Regions from separate parts of the Mus musculus genome. Here regions 1 and 3 are each linked to region 2. A link is a loop called in an ENCODE intact Hi-C map of the cell type or tissue named here. Cell type or tissue: heart. All regions are shown on one strand.

Region 1 (5,000 bases), 110 kb before region 2:
CTCCTGGGCAGTGTTTGAGTACGCTTTAATCCCAGCACTCAGGAGGTAGAGGCAGGCAGATTTCTGAGTTCAAGGCCAGTATGGTCTACAGAGTGAGTTCTAGGACAGCCAGGGCAACACAGAGAAACCTTGTCTCAAAACACCAGAAAAAAAAAGAAAAAAAAAAAGAAAAAGAAAAGAAAAAAAAAGTTGCGTTCTGAGGATATAAATTGTCATGAAGGCCTTGGCCCCAGGAAATTACCATCTCGCCCAAGGACTTTCCAAGCTTTAGAAAGGGAGATCTATTTAATTCTCAATACATTGTAGCCACAAAAAAAGCTCCCAAGGCCTAGGCTCCAGTCCATTATTGGCTCTGCAAATATGTTCCTGGGTTTGAGAAGGAGTTATATCACTCTTTATACATGAGAACTTTAGGGAAAGATTACTTGATAAGGGTAGCCCTCCATACAACAGTCTCAGTCTCTCCATCTCTCTCTGTTTATTTATTTACATTCTAACTGTGGCCCATGATCTGGTTCCCTCCCAAGGTTCTTTACCCTCCTCCCCCTTCCCTTTGCCTTTGAGACCTTGCCCCATCACCCCATCTCCACTCCTCTCACCCACTCCTCACCTTCCTCATTCTTCTTCCCGGGGGAATCAAGTCTACAAGATTAGGTGTATAGTCTCCTATTCGGTACAGACAATGCAGTCCTCTGCTACATATGTTCCTGGGACCATGGACCAGCCCATGTATTCTCTTTGGTTGATGGCTTCGTCTCTGTGAGCTCCCAGGGGTCTAGGTTACATGATACTATTGGTCTTCTTAAGGGACTGGTATACCATACAGCTCCTTCAATCCTTCCCCTAACTCTTCCATAGGGTCCCTGACTGGAGTCCATTGGTTGGCTGTAAGTATCTGCATCTGTCTCAGTTACTGGTAGAGCCTCTCAGAGGACAGCCATGCTCAGCTCCTGTCTGCAAGCACATAGGTGTTTTTCCTTCTCAAATGGATGTCAACCAGTGTAATTTTTCCATGTGGCAGAACTATGCTTTTCTCAATTAGAAAACGGGAGCTTTAGGCACACCAGGCATTAATGTTGGTTGTGACTCTGTAATGATGGATTGAGCAGCTTGTTACAGACCTGCTTTTTGCTTTGAGCATGTGCCAAGTGGCTGGTTGTACATCACAGTTGTCTCTCCTTTGTTATAGTTTGGAGCCAGCTGTGTAGACAAACCTGGGGAGCAAACATGTGAATCCTAGCATCCTAGTCTCTAACCGGCCTGCTTAGCATACTAACCTGTGGGGTGTTTTTGACACAGTCCTCCATCAGCTAAATGCTACTTACTGTCACTATTTCTTAAGCTTGGTAAACCATTTAAATCATCAATTCTACTCTTCTACATCTCAGCTTAGTATGGGAGTGCTACCCAACACATGAGATGCCTTTTAACAGCTCCACAAAATTAACTACAAATGGATCTTATACTTAATAGGTAAATGCTGGGGGCAAAACTTATAGAAGATTCAAGAGAAACTAGGGCTCTCCAAGTTTGGCATCCTGCCCGTGAAATTTCTACAAGCAAGCCCCTAATCCTAATGTTTTGAGCTGATTCAGCCCTGATACTGATGTTATTCAGAGTTCACCGCCTGTTTTAGCAAGTGAGGAGCATCACAAAGGACCGCACAATTGGCCACATCTGGTTACATCTGGCTGAGGCTTCCCATACAGCCCCAGAGAGGACACACCACCTCAGCTCCCACTGCTCAGCCACCTGCCCCTACCCATTATAGACAGTAACCATGCGCTTACCATGTTTCAAAAACGGAGCTTACTTGAGGTCCACTCACAGCACCCAACAGCAGCGCTCAAAGCAAGACACAGAGACGGTTCAATCCTGTAGAGCAAAAACAAACTTCCAGCAAGGCATCCGGAAGACCCCGCCTCATTGTCTGACTGGCAGTTCGCCCTGGAATCCTTGATTGGCCAGCGAGTCTTACCCCGCCTCTAGATTAAAGTGTGCTTCCTGTCCCGGTCCAGTCCTTTTACAGATCTCGGGAGTGGTTTGCATTCGGGTGGCATTTGTGCCTATCCTCCTAGAGCCTCCTCTATCTGTGGTCCCAGGCCGACTTTGAGGAGGATCCACCATTGCAGCTCCGGCTGTTCATCCGCCTGCTCCTCCCCTTTGTGGGCAGTGATCTCGCACTCACCATGTCTCAACTTCGGAGCTCGCTTAAGGTCCCCAATGGCACCCAACAGCATTACTCAAAGCAGGACGGAAAGGACTATTCACTCCTGCATTCCAAAACGAACGTGCAGCAAGCCACCCGGAAGAACCCTCCTCATTGTCTGACTGGCAGATCCGCCTGGGGCCCTAGATTGCCCAATGAGTCTTACCCCTCCTCAAGGTTAAATAGAGCTTCCAGTCTTGGGTCAGACCTTTTCCAGATCTCTGGTCTGACTTGCTCTCCATTAGCATTTGTGTCTATCCTCCGAGCGGTGGGAGTGGAGACAGCATTTCAGCTCAGGCTGTTCAGCCGCCTGCTCCTTCCCGTTGTAGCAGTGGTCCTGCACTCACCATGACCTACTTCCTGGCTTGCTTGAGCTTTCCTCACAGCACTTCCCCTTCTTCCTGAAATCAAGGTCGCTAGCCTTTTACTAAACTGGGAGTGGAGTTATCAATCTGGCTCACCAGTGGAAGGATGCCCAGGATAATAACACTAAAGAGGATTTTAGGATACAAGAGTTTTGTTTTGTAGCTTGATGCTGGACCAGGGGAAATGCAGGTCCTTTTCACCAAAGAGGTATGAAACAACCTTGGGAGAAAACCAGGAAAGAGATGACAAACAGTGTAGAGCACTGTTGTTAGCCAGCGCATCTTCCTCAGTGGCAGGGTGGAGACAAACCACAGTTGTATTAGTACAGATAATCGTACCTCATCTCATAGGACGAATTTCTTTATGTATGTAGAAAGGGGATTAATAGAATGTCTCACAGACAGTGGTCCTCCTAGTCCAATAATGGCTTAGCACATTCATTGCCAAGGGAAAGAAGAAAAATCAAGGACTTGTTGAGTTCACATTGCTTGATATCTCAGCGGATCTTGAGAACTTACCAGAATTCTGAAGAAATACGTACTTACTAATGCCAGTTTAAAAACAAAACAAAATGAATGAATGAACAAACAAAACACCTTGCTAAAAAATGTAGGGAAAGAAGTAGACAATTTGAAAGAACTTCCCTGTTTAAGGTCCTTTATGTATGTAGGTTTCAGAAAGAATGTGTAGCCTGGATTAAAGGTGGATCTTAAACTCTCAAAAGACCAAGATATAGCAAGGGTTTCTCACTTCAAAAGGAATAATTAAGAAAACTCCCTTACAGGATGCAGGGTTAGAGTTAGGGGATTAGAGGGTTAGGATTAAGATAAAGAGTGTTTAGATTAGGGTTAGTGTGGTTAGGGTTACAGGTTTAGGGTTAGGCTCAGGGTTAGCACAAAGATTTTGCTGTGCTATGTGAAATCAGCTCCTGTCTCTTCTCTCATCTGCCTTCCCAGTCCTCTTTTTCATACTATCAGCATCTTCCTTCCTGCCCCAAAGAAAGTCATAAGGGGGCTATGCAAGAACCCGGAATTCCCTGATGGGAAATAGGTTTACTTTACTCAGGGGCCCAGTTCTCATACAACAGAAAACCACTATTTCTTCAGTTGTTGTTTTAAATTTCACCTAGGGAATCCTCTTAAAATGTAAGCAATCATGGGGCTTGGTGTCTTTTTTTGATAATGATATAAAGCATAGACCATTTAATTTTACCAGGTCTTTAGGTAATATAACCACATGGTTCAAGATCAAATGGTAGGCACCATTATTCTTGATGGTCCCACCGAGTCAATAGTATCCCTATTACACAAAGAAGAAATATCAGACTTACAAAGTATTCGTTTTGCATCTTAATGTTTTGTTTTGTTCTGATTCTAGTAACTTCTACCTTACAGATTTAATGGCTCCTCAAAAGAACCTAAAAGTTTTCCCATCCACATACCTCCAAAAGTGGCATACTAACAAAGGATACAATGACTTTGATATTCACAGATCCCAACAGACAAGTATAAGTTACTAAGTGCTAGTAAGGCATTTTTTTAAGATTTTTTTTTAATGTCCATGAATATACACTGTAGCTGTCCTCAGATACACCAGAAGAAGGCGTTGGATTCCATTATAGATGGTTGCAAGCCACCATGTGCTTACTGGGAATTGAACTGAGGTCCTCTGGAAGAGCAGTGCATGCTCTTAACAACTGCGCTATTGCTCCAGCCCGAGGAAGGCCTTTTTAATGTGACTGATTTAGAATATCCATAGTCGCATAAGAAACACCTTGTCAATTTTGTGTATGTAAACCCAGTGAACTCACTGACATCTTTCATTGAACTATGATAATTTTGAGATGTGGTGCCATTGAGAACTTAGAAAGAGGGGATAAACATACCTTGTTCCCCACCCCTGAATAAATGTTGTCATAGTAGAATGTGAATTTATTTGTTAAACTTATTGTATCTTATGATATTAACAAATATAAAATGTTAGAATGATCGAAAGAAAGAAATAGTTTTAATAAAGAAGGATTCATATATAGATTAGGATGGAAATTTCCAAAAATGAGAATTAAAAAAACTCCTACAAAGCCTTTGGAAGTTCTGAAGGAATAAGTGAGGCATTTAAGGCACTTAGAGTATGACACTTATGGTAAATATTATGGAATAAAAGTCTCTGTCTTCAGATGAACATTTATGACAAACTGCCTGTAATCTAAGTTTAATTCTATCCTGTGTCCAGGCTATATTGAGGAGAGTCAAAATATGGGGATGATTCCCTCAGAGCTTCCAAGGGAAGTCACACTCAGTCTACCCAAGGGTATTGAGAAATATTCACTAAGAGGGAAAATAGTACAAAGCAAAGCTTGAAGAAACAAAAGTTATTTAGAAGCCCAAGTGATAACTTAGGCATGGCTTTTCAACAGGCCTACCGG
Region 2 (5,000 bases):
GACTACTGAGTTAAGGGTTAACTTGATTCTTTCTGGCCACTGCCTGGCAGCTTTGCCCTTGTCTTTTATCCTAGGAGTTTCAAAAAAAAAAAAATCAAAGAAGCTGGCCTCTGAGCTCTGACATATAATAAGTCAAAAGTTAAAGTTTAAATAATGATAAGTTTATTATTATTATTTTGGCTACATGCGTGGGAATAGGGAAAGCTTGAAACTTTGGGGAACAATTGTAAATTTTGATTTTCTGTGGGATGTGGTTATTCTTTCAAATTTGATTTGACAATGAATATATAATAGTTTTTTTTCTACCAGTTTTTGGAGTATCAATAAACGACTGGGACAAGAAAAAGGCAAGAGAACATGTGAGGTAAATGTAGAGATCGAGTGAGATGAAAGTGTGAAGAGTGAGTGAAGAGAAAATGTGAGGTGTGTATGGAGAGTGAGTGGGTGAGTGAAAGGAGAATACATGTGGTGTGTGTGAGATGTGTGTGTGTGTGTGTGTGTGTGTGTATGAAAGGGCAACACACAGAGGTGTGTAGGAATGTGAGAGTTCAAAAACATTCACAGGAGAAAAGGAGAGTGCGCAGGAAAATACAGTGTGTTCAGCCTCAAACTGTGAGCCAAGGAGAGACAGAGAAAGATTACAGATTGAGAAACAAGAGAGAAAATCTTTAAGCCTTAAAAAATTGCCTGTAAGTTCATACCCAAAAGTTATTCTGTGTATATTCATTATGCACCTTCCAGATATTCCTGTTTCCAGATTTCCCTGTTTCCAGATGTCTGATGCTTCTTTTGCATCAGATCTGCTCCATGCTTTATCTTCTCAGAACCTGTTGTAATTGATCACTTGGCTCTGTTGGTGACGTGTTTTTCTACCTGTAATTATGTTCCTATGCTGGTGCCTAGGCCTCTAGATTTGGGGTAATTATTGATGTAGGTACTTGTTTCTGGGGGTTTCTTGTTTGGGAGGGAGTTTTGTTCCTGGGCTACTGTTTGATGTCTGGATTTGCAGAGAGATTTGGCTGAGTGTTGCCTCTTCTACTGAACTGTTTGGTGGGTGTCTTAGCCAGGGTTTCTATTCCTGCACAAACATCATGACCAAGAAGCAAGCTGGGGAGGAAAGGGTTTATTCGGCTTACACTTCCATACTGCTGTTCATCACCAAGGAAGTCAGGACTGGAACTCAAGCAGGTCAGAAAGCAGGAGCCGATGCAGAGGCCATGGAGGGATGTTCTTTACTGGCTTGCCTCCTCTGGCTTGCTCAGCCTACTCTCTTATAGAACCCAAGACTACCAGCCCAGAGATGGTCCCACCCACAAGGGGCCTTTCCCCCTTGATCACTAATTGAGAAAATGCCTTAGAGTTGGATCTCATGGAGGCATTTCCTCAACTGAAGCTCCTTTCTCTGTGATAACCCCAGCTGTGTCAAGTTGACACAAAACTAGCCAGTACAGTGGGTATGATCAAGAGAGAATGCTTGCTAATGTTGGAAGTTGGGAGAAGAGGCAGTCAGGAAGAGATGATCTTAGCAATCCATAAGGAGACATGGGAGAAAGGTTAGGCTGCCTCTGGTGTTTAGTACAATGCTAGGGGCAACTGTGAAAATTGCATCTGGAATAACAAATAGTGTGGTAGGTAGATCTATGGAAAGCCTACCTTGTCTCCTGGCAGGTGTGGCATGTAGTTGAACAGGGAGTGTCTGCCCAAGTGGGGCGTGTGCCACAGGAATGAGGCAGGAAAGGAAGGAGTATGTGTGGTATCCATAGGAGGCATGCACAGAGGGAGAGGAAATCTCCACTGATATTCTGTTCCAGTGGTAAGGGCAACTGATATTAGGATCTACAGCAACAGGTAGTGGGGAAGGTCTTTGGATAGAGTACCTAGTCTATTTGCAGGCATGACCTGTGGTTGAAGAGGAGTAGTTCTCAATAATAAAAGGCTCAGATACAAAGATGAGTTTGTAAAGCCCAACCAACTCCATTTCTGAGAGTGCACAAAGTCCACTTGAGCAAACATCCTATGACAACCCACACTTACCAACAGCCAGTCTAGTGTAACAGCAGGGTCAAGCTACATATAGATAACTAAGACATCCTACAGAAAAAAAATTAGCTTATCCATCAAGGTTTTCAGATGGTTTTGCCCCCTTGTTTGGTTCCTGCAGATATGCCAGACATACAGTTTTTGAAATATTAAGTAGCTGACTTGCCTGGAAATTCCCCAATCTTGCAGTAACTGCAATACATACACAGGACCCTAGACTCGATTCCTTGATTTGGACTAGATGTGAAGTTGACTGGTGAGAGTCCTTGTTACTGTATTCATAAGAAAGAACTTTGTGTCTTTGCATTGAAATAGGTTCCTTGGTTGTCTTTGAGGTTCCTGTGACTCGGCCATAACATCTTGATGTGTTGACTGAAACCCCAATGCTTCCAAGTGAAGGGTTGAAATGCTGCTTGTTAAGGATATGTGTCAGTGTTGTTCTTTGTGTCAGTGCCTTGTCTGTAGATTTGTGTTTGTGTGCCTTGGTGTTCAGGTTTTTCTTGAGTATTCGTGGAGGGAGATGACTAAAGCAAAGGTGGAACCCTGCCTGCTACAATGCATGAACTGGAGAGTCGTAGCCCCAGGTGCTTGGAAGACATTCCAGAGCCTGGTATAGGGAACAGTGTGCCCCTGGTCTTATTTTCTGGGAAGGTTAGAGCAGACTTGGAACCCTGCTACATGGCTCACAGCTGTCATCCTGTCTTCATTTTCTCCTCTATAAGAGGCGAGGAATCTGCTGGGTATCCCGCCCCCTTGTGGCCATGTATTATGTGGGTGGCACTTTAGTATTCTGTGACTGAGAGGTAATAAGACTGTTTCCATCCCAATCAAGTTAGTTATCAGCACCCCCACACCCAATCTTGGGTTAAATCCTTCTTAACAACAGGACTGAGACCCACTATATTACCCATGACAGAGAGTTCTTCGAAACAGCATCCAGGCCCAAATCAGGCTGTTTCTACCCCACCCCCCTTTCTTTTTTTACAGTGTGGAATGGACAAAGACCCTATTTATTTCCCCTCCTGATCAACCTTGTTCCCAATCCATATGTGGCTCTGTTGTTTTGAAATTGGAGCTGTCCGTAGATGGAAGGTTGTTCTTCATCCATTCCAACAAAATTAGCATATCTTCCTTGGACCAGCAGCCTTATTTACATGTCTGTTTGGCAACCTGCTCCGCTGTTCACCTTCTGGCTGTTTAGCTTTGATAGCACTGGCCTGGGAACACAGGGTTAAAGACAGCTCACCGCAGGGCAGCACAGCCTTTGAACTCCTAGTCCAGTGTATCTTTCCCTGCTCTGAGCCAGGCCCACTTACTGTTTTGTCCTGGCTCAGCCTCAACTCCAACTCCCTCATGCGGTGCTAGGATCTCCAGTAATTTATATGGTTAGAGTGTTGGTTTGGGGTTTGTACAACATCCTCATTCAATATTATCTCTGTATCATAATTGTCTTCAGTTCTCAACACTTCAGAGCTACAGTCATCTGAAGGAGCCTCAATTGAGGCTGTGCCTTTACCAGATGACTGGTTTCTACATCTATGAGAGATAGTGTTGATGGCTGATGTGGGAAGGCTCTTGCACTGACGGTGGCAATGTTCCTAAGCAAGTGAGCCTTGGCTGGATGTGAGAGCTAGCTGAGCAGGAGACAGTGACCAAGCAAGAAAGCAAGCCATGAGACAATGTTTGTCCATGTTTTTTGCCTTCAGTTTGTAGCTTCAGGTTGTAATCTAAGCTTCCCAAATGATGGTCTGTGATTGGACAGAACCATGTACAACACCCCATTTATTACCTGAGATGCTTTTGCTCAGAGGATTCGATCAGAGCAACAGAGTAGCAAGGTAGAACAACAACAACAACAATGGTATCAAAAGATGATTTTGCAGCTCGACAGAATCTATGTTCCCTTTTGAAGAGATATGGAAAATACCAGAATATAAGATGGCAAAAGTATATGGAGCTTAACGGTTGTTCTCATAGGATCTGGAAGACTGGAGTGTTGACAGTAAATGCAGCCAGAGTAAGCTGGGGTCACACTATTTCAGTGGAAAATAGACTCTGTGAAAAGTTTACCTAGAAGTCATTTGGGTGATATTTTGGCCAAAAATCTTTCTTTTCTGCTTATGCCCTGAGATATTGAGTAGGGCAAAATTTAAAAGTTTCTGCAGGGTTAGGCACATCCCCTCCTACTGAGGTCAGACAAGGCAGCCAAGTTAGGGGAACAGTTTGCACAGACAGGCGACACCTTAAGGGACATCCCCCAATCCAGTTGTTGGGAGAGAAGACTGAGTAGCACATGGACTACATATATGGTGGGGGCCTCAGTCCATCCTGTGTATCCTCTTCGGTTGGGGGCTTAGTCTCTGAGAGTCTCCTACTGTCCAGATTAGTTGACTCTGATGGTCTTCTTACAGACTTCCTTGTAGCCTCCCCTCCCCCAGCCTGAAACCTGCTTGCTCAGGGGTGGAGCTTGCCACTCAATCGTTCTGCCACGCCTCTGCTAGAGCTTGCCACTTTGCTGTTCTGAAGCCATCATGTGTTCACCTGCAACCTTACTCCAAGAATATTTTGCAGGAATAGGGCCCCTCCCCCTCCTTCATAACGGAGTGTCGAAATAGTAAAATTGAACCTTGAGCAGATCCTTGTCTTGGTTCCGTCTTTATCTCATGCCGCGTAGCCCCTCTTCTTTTCCAGGTTTCTAAGATGCCTTTCCAGACTAGAACCCAGACCTGTGATCCGCTGGCCGGACACAACATTTGGCGAACCAACTCGGGACTGAGAAACGGCAGAGGACATTTGCAAGAAGCACTGCTGGTTTGGAGCTCCATGAAAGAAGAAGAAAATAATTAAAGGAAATTCATACTGGAGAAGGTTGGTATGGGTTAAATTGAAACAGCGTTTAACCTGAGCGCTAATTCACGTACGTTCAGCAGTGAAGCTTAACAGGAGGTAGGAACTGTTAG
Region 3 (5,000 bases), 48 kb after region 2:
CACAGAATACAGACATGCTTGCAGGCTTGGAGACTGCACTCCAGTGTTCTGCTCTCTTGGGATGAAAAGACACTCTCCAGGCTATAGGAAGAGAATCCTGGACATCAACCCACCTAAAAACCCTCCATGTAAAATCTGTCCTGCCTGCAAGATGTGCAGGGGCATGAGGCATCCAACTCTTTGGAGTCAGGAATCATTAGTTGCTTTAACGTGAACCCATACCAGGAGAGGAAACTCAAGTCTTACACAACTTGGATGGCCAAAAATTTCACATAGACCAAAATGACAAAAATGGGGCATACATGGTTGTCTACCAAGTCCTCTGCTGGTATGTTATGGCTGTTAGCTTGGTGTTTGTGTGGGAATCCTCACAGTGAGAAAAGATGTAGCTCTGACTTCCTCAACTGCTCTTGCAACTCTTTTCTTCCTATTGCGTTGCCTTGTCCAGACTCAGTATGAGATTGCCTTTTGTTTTGCATCTTGTTTGTTTGTTTTTTTTTTTTTTTTTAGTACTATAGCTAAACTTCAGTCAAATCTAACAGTAACAACAACTAAAGCAAAACGTGGCATTAATTTGAAAGCAAGAAGTGGTCAATGGAAGGTGAGTGAAAAAAAAAAAAGAAATGAAAAGAAATGGCTTCTCCTAGTTATGGTGTAGTAGAAATTTTATTATAGATAAAAAGGAGAACATAGCAAGACATAGAGACATTTGGGAAATTTCGGAGTGGGGATGACTGAAGCTAATACGTAGAGAGAAGAGGGTACAGTGTAGTGGGGTGAACCAGATCAAGAGGTCAATGTTCTAGACAAGGCACTGAGGTGTGTATTTTACATATCAAAGCAGACCTGGCCTCCAGGTTTTCTCAGTCCCTAGCTGGCAAAACCTGTCCCCTACCCTGAACTTTCCAGACCAGAGGCTGGGCTGCCTTCTCCCAGAGGCTCTTTCCTATATAATCCAGACATTGTGGTCTCCTCTTGCCCTTTTCCTTCCCTTTCCTCTCTGTGCACACAACCTAATGTCTTTCCTTCCCCCTCAAGCCACCCCTCCCTCAGGGACTTCACCCAAAAAAACCTACATCTAATCTAATCTAATCTGATCTAATCTAATCTAATCTGGGATGAACTGGCTTATTTCAATGGCAGAGAAATAACCTATTAGTCTTGAAGAAATAATCAGTCAGTCAGAAGAGTAAACTTGAGTCTCTAACCGGCCTGCTTAGCATACTAACCTGTGGGGTGTTTTTGACACAGTTTTCTATCAGCTAAATGCTACTTACTGTCACTATTTCCTAAGCTTGGTAAACCCTTTACATCATCAATTCTACTCTTCTACATCTCAGCTTAATATCGGAGTGCTACCCAGCACATGAGATGCCTTTTAACAGCTCCACAAAATTAACTATAAATGGATCTTATACTTAATAGGTAAATGCTAGGGGCAAAACTTATAGAAGATTCAAGAGAAACTAGAGCTCTCCAAGTTTGGCATCCTGCCCGTGATATTTCTACAAGCAAGCCCCTAATCCTAATGTTTTGAGCAGATTCAGCCCTGATACTGATGTTATTCAGAGTTCACCGCCTGTTTTAGCAAGTGAGGAGCATCACAAAGGACCGCACAATTGGCCACATCTGGTTACATCTGGTTGAGGCTTCCCATCCAGCCCCAGAGAGGACCCACCATCTCAGCTCCCACTGCTCAGCCACCTGTCTCTACCCGTTATAGACAGTAACCATGTGCTTACCATGTTTCAAAAATGGAGCTTACTTGAGGTCCCCTCAAGGCACCCAATAGCAGCGCTCAAAGCAGCATAGGGAGAACCCTTCAATCCTGCAGAGCAAAAACAAACTTCCAGCAGGCAACCGGAAGACCCCGCCTCATTGCCAGAATGGCAGTTCTGTTCGGAAGCCTTGATTGGCCCACGAGTCTTACCCCGCCTCTAGTTTAAAGTGTGCTTCCTGTCCGGGGCCAGTCCTTTTACAGATCTCCGGAGTGGTTTGCATTCGGGTAGCATTTGTGCCCGTCCTAGAGCCTCATCTATCTGTCGTCCCATGCAGCCCTGGAGGAGGATCCACCATTGCAGCTCTGGCTGTTCATCCGCCTGCTCCTCCCCTTTGTGGGCAGTGATCTCGCACTCACCACGTCTCAACTTCCGAGCTCCCTTAAGGTCCCCCCAAGGCACCCAACAGCAGTACTCAAAGCAGGACAGAAAGGACTATTCACGCCTGCACTCCAAAACAAACGTGCAGGAAGCCACCCGGAAGAACCCTCCTCATTGTCTGACTGGCAGGTCCGTCTGGGGGCCTTGATTGGCCAGTGAGTCTTACCCCTTCTCTAGGTTAAATAGAGCTTCCAGTCTTGGGTCAGGCCTTTTCCAGATCTCTGCTTTGACTTGCACTCCATTAGTATTTGAGTCTATCCTCCAAGCGGTGGGAGAGGACACAGCATTTCAGCTCAGGCTGTTCAGCCGCCTGCTCCTTCCCTTTGTGGCAGTGGTCCTGCACTCACTATGACCTACTTCCTGGCTTGCTTGAGCTTTCCTCAGAGCACTTCCCCTTCTTCCTGAAATCAAGGTGGCTAGCCTTTTACTGAACTGAGAGTGGAGTTATCAATCTGGCTCACCAGTGGAAGGATGCCCAGGATAATAACACTAAAGAGGATTTTAGGATACAAGAGTTTTGTTTTGTAGCTTGATGCTGGCTTCAGGGAAACTGCAGGTCCTTTTCACCAAAATGTATGAAACAACCTTGGGAGAAAAGCAGGAAAGAGATGACAAACAGTGTAGAGCACTATTGTTAGCCAGCGCATCTTCCTCAGTGGCAGGGTGGAGACAAACCACTGTTGTATTAGTACAGATAAATGTACCTCATCTCATAGGACGAATTTTTCTATGTATGTAGAAAGGGGATTAATAGAATGTCTCACAGACAGTGGTCCTCCTAGCCCAATAATGGCTGAGCACATTCATTGCCAAGGGAAAGAAGAAAAATCAAGGACTTGTTGAGTTCACATTCCTTGATATCTCAGCGGATTTTGAGTTCTTAACAGAATTCTGAAGAAATACGTACTTACTAATGCCAGTTTAAAAACAAAACAAAACGAATGAATGAACAAACAAAATGTCTTGCTAAAAATATACAGGGAAAGAAGTAGACAATTTGAAAGAACTTCCCCGTTTAATGTCCTTTATGTATGTCGGTTTCGGAAAGAATTTGTAGCCTGGATTAAAGGTGGATCTTAAACTCTCAAAAGACCAAGATATGGCAAGGGTTTCTCACTTCCCAGTTCACATACAACTGAAACCCACTACTTCTTCGGTTTTTCTAGATTTCACCTAGGGAATCCTCATAAAATGTAAGCAATCATGGGACTTGGTGTTTTTTTTTTTTTGATAATGATATCATAAAACATAGGCCATTTATTTTTACCAGGTCTTTAGGTAATATAACCACATGGCACAAGATCAAATGGTAGCCACCATTATTCTCATTGGTCCCACCTAGTCAATAGTATCCCTATTACACAAAGAAGAAATATCAGACTTACAAGGCATTCATTTTGCATCTTAATGTTTTGTTTTGTTCTGATTCTAGTAACTTCTACCTTACAGATTTAATGGCTCCTCAAAAGAACCTAAAAGTTTTCCCTGTCACATGCTTCCAAAAGTGGCATACTAACAAAGGAAACAAAGACTTTGATACTCACAGATCCCAACAGACAAGGATAAGCTAAGTGTTAGTAAGGCATTTTTTTTAAGATTTATTTTTTTTATGTCCATGAATATACACTGTAGCTGTCTTCAGACACACCAGAAGAGGGCGTTGGATTCCATTACAGATGGTTGCAAGCCACCATGTGCTTACTGGGAATTGAACTCAGGTCCTCTGGAAGAGCAGTCAGTACATGCTCTTAACCTCTGATCCATTGCTCCAGCCCGAGGAAGGCATTTTTAATGTGACTGATTTTTAGAATATCCACAGTCTCATAAGAAACAGCTTGTCAATTTTGTGTATGTAAACCCAATGAATTCACTGACATCTTTTGTTGAACTATGATAATTTTGACATGTGGTGCCACTGAGAACTTAGAAAGAGGGGATAAACATAGCTTGTTCCCCACCCCTGAATAAATGTTCTCATATTAGAATGTGAATTTATTTGTTAAACTTATTGTATCTTATGATATAACAAATATAAAATGTTAGAATGATCAAAAGAACGAAATAGTTTTAATAAAGAAGGATTCATATATAGATTAGGATGGAAATTTCCAAAAATGAGAATAAAAAAAAATCCTACAAAGCCTTTGGAAGTTCTGAAGGAATAAGTGAGGCATTTAAGGCACTTAGAGTATGACACTTATGGTAAATACATATGGAATAAAAGTCTCTGTCTTCAGATGAACATTTATAACAAACTGCCTGTAATCTAAGTTTAATTCTATCCTGTGTCCAGTCTACATTGAGAAGAGTCAAAATATAGGGATTATTCCCTCAGAGCTTCCAAGGGAAGTCACACTCAGTCCAAGCAAGGGTATTGAGAAATGTTCACTAAGAGGGAAAATAGTACAAAGCAAAGCTTGAAGAAACAAAGGTTATTTAGAAGCCCAAGTGATGACTTAGGCTTGGGTTTCCAACAGGCCTAGCAGAATATGAACTGAAATTGATTTTGCTGAATATGAACTATGATCCCCTTTAAATGCAGTCTATTTAGCACCTGAAGGGACAGCAGTCCTCAAAAGTTATGTTTGATCATGTCAAATGTTATTTAGATAATGAGTTCTCACTCCAGATTTCCTTTGCCATAACTGGATGTATCTCAATATCCCATATAACATACAAGAATGTGGGTTACTTCAGCACGGCAGGGCCTATATACAGGTGAGGAAAACTGAGCAATCTTCTTAAATACTGAGGCCAAGTCTAAAAGCTATATACCAAATATAGAATACTATCTCATTATCAAATAGTACTTCTCACTAATAGATTGTGTCCTTCAGTACA

The links. A loop is a pair of places that touch in the nucleus more often than their neighbours do. Peaks named below come from ENCODE experiments on the same cell type or tissue, not always from the same donor. Only the 100,000 strongest peaks of a DNase experiment are listed, where the experiment ranks them.
Region 1: it touches region 2 in a loop (2.7-fold over the local background); 2 of 42 quality-filtered maps call a loop at or near these places.
Region 3: it touches region 2 in a loop (2.5-fold over the local background); 5 of 42 quality-filtered maps call a loop at or near these places.

The regions. Positions count from the first base shown.
Region 1 is chr13:74,460,792-74,465,791 of GRCm38, forward strand. It overlaps E430024I08Rik (a long non-coding RNA gene), which reads right to left and starts at 2,821. Exons shown (of 8, transcript XR_003950546.1): 1 at 2,418-2,821; 2 at 1,791-1,875. In heart, no CTCF peak of the experiment used is centred here; a DNase peak (open chromatin) is centred at 2,000; H3K4me3 peaks cover 1,501 bases; H3K27ac peaks cover 1,156 bases.
Region 2 is chr13:74,567,377-74,572,376 of GRCm38, forward strand. It overlaps the pseudogene Gm20590. Among named protein-coding and RNA genes, the nearest start is that of Gm46430, 47 kb to the right of the region's middle. In heart, a CTCF peak has its summit at 2,810 (motif pointing left); no DNase peak of the experiment used is centred here.
Region 3 is chr13:74,615,460-74,620,459 of GRCm38, forward strand. Gm46430 (predicted gene, 46430) reads right to left here and starts at 1,862. Exons shown (of 6, transcript NM_001378681.1): 1 at 1,743-1,862. In heart, no CTCF peak of the experiment used is centred here; DNase peaks (open chromatin) are centred at 1,922 and 2,292; H3K4me3 peaks cover 1,572 bases; H3K27ac peaks cover 926 bases.